Linked DNA regions of Homo sapiens: region 2 is linked to region 1. Evidence: read pairs that join two places in POLR2A ChIA-PET (ENCODE). Cell type or tissue: OCI-LY7. All regions are shown on one strand. Links, peaks and the distances in the headings refer to the core of each region. The heading gives the core; the rest is flanking DNA.

Region 1 (4,397 bases), core at 300-4,299:
CCTTTACTCCAGTTCCCAATAAGTTTCTCATCTCCCATCTGAGACCTCATCAGCCTGGACTTTGTTATCCATATCACTACCAGCATTTTGGTCACAACAATTTGCCAAGTCTCTAGGAAGTTCCAAACTTTCCCTCATCTTGCTGTCTTCTTCTAAGCCTGTCACACTCTTCCAACCTCTGCCCTTTACCCAGTTCCAAAGTCACTTCCACATTTTCAAGTATCTTTACAGCAATGCCCCACTCCTCAGTACCAATTTTCTGTATTAGTCCATTCTAGCGCTCTTGTAAAGAACTACCTGAGACTGGATAATTTATAAAGAAAAGAGGTTTTATTGGCTCACAGTTCTGCAGCCTGTACAGAAAACATGGCAGCATCTGCTTCTGGGGAGGCCTCAGGAAACTTGTACTCAGGGCAGAAGGCAAAGTGGGAGCAGACATCTTCATATGGCTGGAAGCAGGAGGAAGAGAGACAAGAGGGAGGTGCTACACACTTTTAAACAACCAGATCTCATGAGAACTCACTCACTCACTATCATAAAAACACCACCAAGGAGATGGTGCTAAACCATTCATGAGAACCCTATCCCCATGATCCAGTCACCTCCCACCAGACACCACCTCCAACACGGGATTACAATCAAACACGAGATTTGGGTGGGGACACAGGTCCAAACAGTATCACTATCCAACTTGCATTTTTTTCTTTTACTAATCTAATAATTCTAATGGATATAATAGATCACAGGTTATGATATCATTGCTTGGCTATTTTTGTTAGTTAACAATAAATATCTTTAAGCTTTTATCATATTGTAAACCTTCTGAAGTTTCCATAAATTATAAACGTAATTATCACACCAAATGGCCTCTTTCCCTCAGGTTCTCTTGAAACATCCTTTTGGTCTCACCTATATTACTTCTCCCTTCAGGATCCTCTAACCTTCGAAACTTTTTGTAAATCGAAAGGCCTTTGAAGAATAATATGAGGCATATTCATTAACTCCTTATCTTCTTTCTACTTATTTCAACTCTGTACCCACCTCCTGCTCCAGGAAGCCTCCCCTAATCGCTTCAGCTCTGTCTTGAGCCACCTGTGGGAAATGGAGTGAAGTGGTTAAAGGAAACGGTTTGGTCTTTGGTTTGTTTAGGGCTCATACACCAGGCATGGAGACTTCTCTTCTGTGGGAGGGACATCTTTCTTCTTGATGGGTATGGAGTTGAATAGGTAATTACTTTTAAGGACAAGTTCACCAATTTCCATAATCAATATGTGTCTAAAAAGATAAAAGCAGCAAAAATCGGGAATAAATATATAAAATAGTTTTAAATTTTTAAATGTATGAAGTGAATATATATTCCATTAAGGTAGTCCATTGTTAAGTGTTTTTAATGACCACAGTATCTTTGTCCCATCTCTGTCTTCTTTTTTTATTTTTCCACCGTGTGTCCATTGTGTTCCAGATACTACGGGAGGCACTTGGCACAGATTGGCTGATTTACTTCTAACCAAAGGGGGAAGTGAGGCCACAAAGGTGGGGGTAATTTCCCCAAGGCCAAAAAAGCTCAGCAGTAACAAAGTTGGTATTAGACCCTTGATGTGTCTCATTCCAAAACCCAGGATTTTGTAATAGTATTAATATGCATTTTTACTAATACGATTCTTATTACTTCTAATAATCCCACCTGATTCTTCAACATCCTCACAGTGTTTTTTTTCTAGGGGTGCTACAAAGAACAAGTAGGAAGTGAATTTCTTCAGAGGTTGCTTCCTAGCTTATTATTGTGAACTTTACCTCAGTATCTATTTCTTGGGGTAATTTAGATACGCCCTCCTCCCCTCCCGTCCCGGCTTGGTTCAGAGCTCCTGCCCTACCCAAAATGGACAGCAGGGGCAGGGCGCTCAGCCTTCAGCCCTCCCTCACTCTGCAGCATGTGTGGTTTTAGGGTTTGATGCTACCCTTTTTTAGGTTTCCAAAGCACCTTTCTCAAAAGGAAAGTTTAAGGAGAAGGAGAGAGGGGGAAGAAGTAGAAAAGATTGAAGAGACGCTCCAGAGAGAACGTGCCATCGTCACTCAGGCTTGCTGTGGGGAGCACGTAAATAGCACGAATGAAAAACAACAGTGTGGCTAAAGGGGTAGTGGTATTGTGCGGTGCCACGGGGACGCCTCTATTTTCCACATCTGCCTTTTAATATTTGATGTTATCATGAGAAGGGCGCTTCCTCTACATAAACCTCAGTCTTCTCATCTGTAAAACAGTAGAAATAATACCTGCCCTGCCAATTTCATGGGAGTATTGCAAGGATCAAATAAAACAATGAGAGTGAACATACCCTGAAGTGTCAAATCTTGTGTAGGTCTGGACTACTGCTATCAATGTGGAGAGTGGGGTGGCATGGAGGGGAGATAAGGAAGGTAATAGCCAACATATACTGAGTGCTGACCTTGTGCCAGGCCATGTTTCAAGAGCTCCATGTGTACTGAGAAACCTAAGACGGTAACACAAGGGTCACAGACAAGAACTATGAACCATCTGCCTTGCTGAGCCACCCAGATGGAAGCAGTGACCGACATTTTTTTTTTTTTTTTTTTTTTGAGACGGAGTTTTGCTTTTGTTGCCCAGGCTGGAGTGCAATGGCGCGATCTTGGCTCATCAGCAACCTCCGCCTCCCGGATTCAAGCGATTCTCCTGCCTCAGCCTTCCCGAGTAGCTGGGATTACAGGCATGCACCGCCACGCCCGACTAATTTGGATTTTTAGTAGAGACTAGGTTTCTCCATATTGGTCAGGCCAATCTCAAACTCCCGACCTCAGGTAATCCACCCGCCTTGGCCTCCCAAAGTGCTGGGTTTACAGGCGTGAACCACCAGGGCCGGCTGTGACCAACATTTTTAATAAAAGAAAAAGAAAAAATAACTGTCTTTGGAGATGAATAAACTCAGTCCTGCCACTAACTGCATCAATCTATTACTACATAATATTTCTAAGTTTTGCTTTTCTTTCAGTAAAATGGAAATAACAATACCCACTGTGATGCAAAAAATTATATGAGATAATGCAGTTCCTTCCTCATTTTTTCCCATATTCTTTTTGCTCTGGTAGTTTCTTACCATTGATAGAGCAGAAAACACAGTTCCAAATTTGTGAGGGTGGAGGCTCCAGCCCCTACAACCTCATTCTATGGAGGACCATGTCCAGCCACAGAGCCACAATCCCGTGAGGTCTGTTAGGACCAGTTCCACAGCATGCTCATTTCCCTGCCTACATGGATTTCTGAGCACGATAATACATTGCACACACCTCAAAACAAAAACTCCTTAATCAAGAAAATGTTTTAAAGGAAAAATGAATGGCGGGGGAGACTCTGTATTCTCATACTGAGCACCCTTCACAATTGTCTGGAAATCTTGGTTTCAAATAAGCTGCCTTACTAGTTATCCATCCTCAACTTCGAATGTGTCAAATTGAGTGTTCTCATTCTGGGGTTAAAAATAAGGTCACACTACTTTTTATAATTAGAAATCTCTTCTTTTAAAAAAATTCTAACTTATTAAGTAGAAATTACTTTTAGATTAATTTGGTCTACATTACTGTTAAGAAAAATTATCCAAAACTTGGGAATTAGACAGAAGGAGAACTGCATGCCCTTTTTCTTTTTTTTTCTTTTTTTTTTTTTTTTTTTGAGACAGAGCCTTGCTCTGTTGCCCAGGCTGGAGTACAGTGGCACGATCTGGGCTCACTACAAGCTCCGCCTCCCGGGTTCACGCTATTCTCCTGCCTCAGCCTTCCCAGTAGCTGGGACTACAGGTGCCCGCCACCATGCCCAGCTAATTTTTGTTGTATTTTTAATAGAGACAGGGTTTCACCATGTTAGCCAGGATGGTCTCGATCTCCTGACCTCGTGATCCGCCCGCCTTGGCCTCCCAGAGTGCTGGGATTACAGGCATGAGCCACCGTGCCCGGCCTGCATGCCCTTTCAATGTGAGACTGAAGCTTTGTTTAACAGGCTCACCCCAAAATTACTTGATTCTCTAGTAGACATACCTTTGTTTGACTTGCTATTTATTATTGATTGGGGCCCAGATACTGTGAGGTTAGATGATAACTTGCAGATTTTCATTAGGTAGCAATGCAAACAATTCCTATACTATAGAAAGGAGAACCACAAAATTATGGTTTTATTGGCCAGTATGATAGTAACCCAGGTTTGCGTATAACCTGGCATTCAACATTCTTTCCTCAGTGCCTAAAACTTCTTCAAATGATCTTGACACCAGTTTTACCATCTTGTTGATCCCCTTATTAACAAGCTTAATAAACCTTTGATGTATGTTCATTCTATTTTTGTATGAGTATTTTGTTTTGTTTTGTTTTGAGACAGAGTCTTGCTCTGTGGC
Region 2 (4,397 bases), core at 252-4,251, 330 kb after region 1:
CCTTCTTGCCATCTGAATTCCACATTTGGTGTGCCTGAAGTAAACCCTAAGAGCCCATACTGGTTCAGTTCTAGAACTTTACTGTCATCCAGTGCATAACCCATGCTCAGTAAATATTAGTTAAATTTAACAGAGGACAAAAAAATGTATAATCCCCAAAGTAAAATAGTCTGAAAATTTCAGGTGAAAAAGTTGAGGGGAAAGGTATTTAAAAATAAATGCAGCTGGACGGGCACGGTGACTCACGTCTGTAATTCTGGCACTTTGGGAGGCCGACGTGGGCGGATCACCTGAAGTCAGGAGTTCGAGACCAGCCTGGCCAACATGGGGAAACCCTGTCTCTACTAAAAATACAAAAATTAGCCAGGGGTGGTGGTGGGTGCCTGTAATCCCAGCTACTTGAGAGGCTGAGGCAGGAGAATTGCTTGAACCCAGAGGGCGGAGGTTGCAGTGAGCCGATATCACACCACTTCACTCCAGCCTGGGTGAAAGAGCAAAACTCTGCCTAAAAAAATAAAAAAATAAATAAATAAATAAAGTAAAATAAAAAAAAATGCACCAACTTATAGCTAGGATTTGTGTTGATAGTTATTGGAAGGTAAAGAGAAAAATCCCATATAAAAATATTCTGTTACTCTGGCCCATAAAATCATCATTTTAAAAGAAACAAGGTGGAAGGTAGGGCTGAAAGGGATATTGAGAGGACACTGATGACCAACTTCTTTGAGCCACAAGTTTGCCCAAGGCCTGCTCTGGTACCAAAGTGGCCATTTCTCTCCTCAGTGACCCCTCTCCAGACTGGCTGCCCATTCTATCCTGCTTTGCTTCTGCCACCCACTTCCTGGGCTTCTAGTGCTGGGCTGGTACCATTTATTTGTTTATTCAGGGCAGGAAAGTACTTGACCAGGTGTCTGTAGCACCAAATGCCTGTGGCTCCCTAGAGTAGGAGAGTCAGGCCCAAGATGATACACACAGTGACCACTTTGAAGGTTCCACTCGAGGCATGGCTCAGCCAGAACATTCCCAGAGAAACTCACTCCCTCAAAGTTAAGGTCACCGTAGTCATTTTAGCTATTGAAGACCACAGTGCTCTATATGTGTTGGCTCATTTGTGCTCCAATCTCCTCTATGACATCAGTTCTATTATTATCTCCATTTTGCAGTGGAGGAAACAACTTATACAGGTTTAGTATTTTGTCCAAGATCACAGTTCCTAAGTGGTAGCTCTGGGATTCACACCCAAGCAGTGTGACCGTAGAGCCAGACTCCAGCCAGTGTATGTATTATTTACTCCCGGTTGTCTGTGAAATGTAGAAAAGAAAAGGAAAAGAATAAAAATCCCCTCTGACTCCAGCAACAGAGATAACTATTTGCTTTTTCCCCACCTGCTATCCTTATGCAAACCCCACCTTAATGTGGTGGTAACATCAGCTTCCCAGGCATATTCCTGTGGGAAACAGTCTGTCTCCCTCCCTGGCAGTGGCATGTCTCAGAAGTAGCCTTTGGCAACCTCTTGGTGAAGTCTGTGTCTCCCTCCCACACCCCGCCATGCTACCCTCTCAGGTGACCTCTGCAGGGCCCACACCAGCAAGATTTCTTGACTAGTCCCCAGGCCAGCCCTTCTCCCTTCCCACCGCAGAGACAGTTTCTGCAGAGGCTTGCCCTCTCTTGCCCACAGCCTGGCTAGCCTAATCATCTCAGGTCATAAATGCTGAAGCTTTAGCAGGTTACTCCTCCCAGGTTGACATGCTTATACAGGCATTTTTGAGAGATATTGTACTTTTTAGCCAAAAGCCCCAAAGTAGAGACACACTGGGCTTGGCCAGGGTTTTGGTGTTCTCTTAAAGCACACCATCCCTTTGCTGCTTCACCAGTGGGAGTGAAATGTTTTCACAGGGAAACGTCCTTCTGGCTGCCAGGCTGTGATGGGGAGGTGTCAGTGGGTGGGTGCCGGAGGGGAAGATGTTTTATGTTACAACACAGGAAGTCAATGACCTTGAGGCCTCTGAGCACTCTGCCAGGTCAATTCATCTCGGAGGTTGTTCTTTCCTGCCCCAAAGCCTAGGCTGACTACAAAGCTCCTTCCGCCCCTCAGAGCAATTAGAGAAACAGAAAGAAGCAGAGTACCAGGATCTGAAAATGGAGCAGTGCAGAGAGAAAGCTAGTGTAAGACCGTGCTTCTCAACCCTTTCACACATAATACTTAACTTTTGTAAGAAATATTTCATAATATTCATTTTGCTATCTAGAAATGAAGTTCTTAGATATATAACCTACCTACACATATAATTTTTAAAATAAATATAATGTCCTACCTACAATGTAAAGAAAAATAAAAGGAGAGTAGTGGATAATAAAATATATTTAAATATGTGAATTCTAGTACACAGCTGCCCTAGAAGACATAGCAAAGGGCCAGGTGCCTGCACCTTTACTTAAAATCATTGTGAACACAAGGGATATAGCTGCAGTTAAATTGGCGATTCAATATTATGAGAAGGGTTGCTGTCAGAAACATGCATTTCCAAAATTCTTGGTAAAGTTCTTTTTTTTTTTTTTTTTGAGACAGGGTCTCACTCTGTTACCCAAGCTGGAGTGCAGTGGCACAAACATGGCTCACTGCAGCCTCAACCTCTTGGGCTCAAGTGATTCTTCTGCCTCTGCCTCTTGTGCATTTGGTACCACAGGTGCATGCCACCACACCGGGCTAATTTTTTTAATTTTTTGTAGAGATGGGGTCTCTCCATGTTGCCCAGGCTGGCCTCAAACTCCCGGGCTCAAGCAATCCTCCTACCTTGGCTTCCCAAAACTCTGGGATTATGGACGTGAGCGACTGAGCCCAGCTTAAAGTTCTAAACAAAACAAAATATCATCTTGCCTTGATTCCCACAATAGTTATGATCCTAAAAATTTCAGTATATATTCAACCATGCAAAAAACACATGACGTTTATATGTAAAACAGAGTTACATTCCAGGCACAGGTAGTCTGTAAGATTTTCATCAACACAAATGTCTACTGTGATTTTCCAAAGGCATATGGGACACAGAACAGTTGCGTTTCAGGAAGTCCAGCATCCTTGGCCCCCACTTCCTAAAATGCTAGTTGACCCACAATTTTGTCATTGTGACAAAAATGCTTCCATAAATGTCCAAACTACGCACCCCCCAGAAGTATGGCCCCCATGGAAAATCAATGTCTGAGGCGACCCCAGGAACTGATTAGCGGTAAGATCGCATACCTTAACTCTGTATGGCATGAATTGCTCAGTAGCATCAAGGAAATGGAGGGCGAAATACTGATAAACAATATAGGCAAGTGTTAGTGACGTGTTTCTCAAGAAGTTAAAAATACTTGCCCTCAGGAAGATCAGTGTAGTAGGATCCATTCAGAGTTTGCTAAATCATCTTAAAGAACTAGGAATGCCCAAGGCTAGAGAAGATTTAACGTTAACTTAACTGAGGATAATAAATCCAAGGAAGAACTAAAATTAAATTTGATGAAAGCCAATTTGTCAAAGATCAATTATCCAAAAGTCAAGTCACTAAATGACCAATTCACCAAAAGCCAATGTGTCAAATATTAACTTGCTGAAAGATTAATTCACCCCAAACTGCCAAATTTAGTACTTTAAGCCATGTCTAGTACTGCAGCAATTTCACCATAAGCCAATTTGCTACCATTGAGTCACTGTGGCTGGCCAAATCCTAGTGTGTTTGGCACTTTTGGTCTATATCATTAAGTAATGAGAAGATCCTGGGTATTTCAAATGTTGTGCATTTTGCACATCTCAAATGTCAAGGAATTTATGAAAAATAAGGTAGATTTCTCTTTGCCAATGCATTACATGCCTTCCCTATTACTCTTAATCATGGCTTTGTGAATAAGCTCAATCAAATAAATACTTTGTGCATGTTTCAAATTTCAAACTCTTTCATTTGATATCATATACATGAAAGAAGAGTTTGCCCTTTAAACAGTTTTATATCAATTTGCCTTTCCCTATTTGTGCTGACTTTGTCAGTCTTTTGAACAAAGTTTTTGTCTGCATGTCAATTTTTATGTATCCATAAAATATGTGGAAACTAGCAAAAATTCTTTCCATGAAATGGGGTCTATATACAAATTTAGGAATGTGGCTAAAATCCAAGTTAGGCATAAGGCCTCAAAACTAGAGAAGGTCATAATCTATGTTGAAGGGCAAGCTCACCCATTCACATATAAAATGCTATACAAGCCGTGCAAGGCCCTAAAAGGTGAAAAACATGAAATGAACATTCAAATAAGCCCTGATAAATTCTTAGGGAGAGAGCTGAGGTGAAGCAGCTCCTGTGAGCCACACCAAACAAAAATGGAAAATAAATCTTCAAAGACTATTAAAGCAATTTCATACAAAC

What was found. ChIA-PET counts read pairs that join two places held together with the same protein. Peaks named below come from ENCODE experiments on the same cell type or tissue, not always from the same donor. Only the 100,000 strongest peaks of a DNase experiment are listed, where the experiment ranks them.
Region 2: POLR2A ChIA-PET joins it to region 1 with 8 read pairs; 2 of 35 experiments call an interaction of 5 or more read pairs at or near these places.

The regions. Positions count from the first base shown.
Region 1 is chr1:166,820,690-166,825,086 of GRCh38, forward strand. No RefSeq gene overlaps it. Among named protein-coding and RNA genes, the nearest start is that of POGK, 17 kb to the right of the region's middle. In OCI-LY7, for the core only: CTCF peaks have their summits at 1,892 and 2,096; no DNase peak of the experiment used is centred there.
Region 2 is chr1:167,150,712-167,155,108 of GRCh38, forward strand. No RefSeq gene overlaps it. Among named protein-coding and RNA genes, the nearest start is that of LINC01363, 43 kb to the right of the region's middle. In OCI-LY7, for the core only: no CTCF peak of the experiment used is centred there; a DNase peak (open chromatin) is centred at 2,020.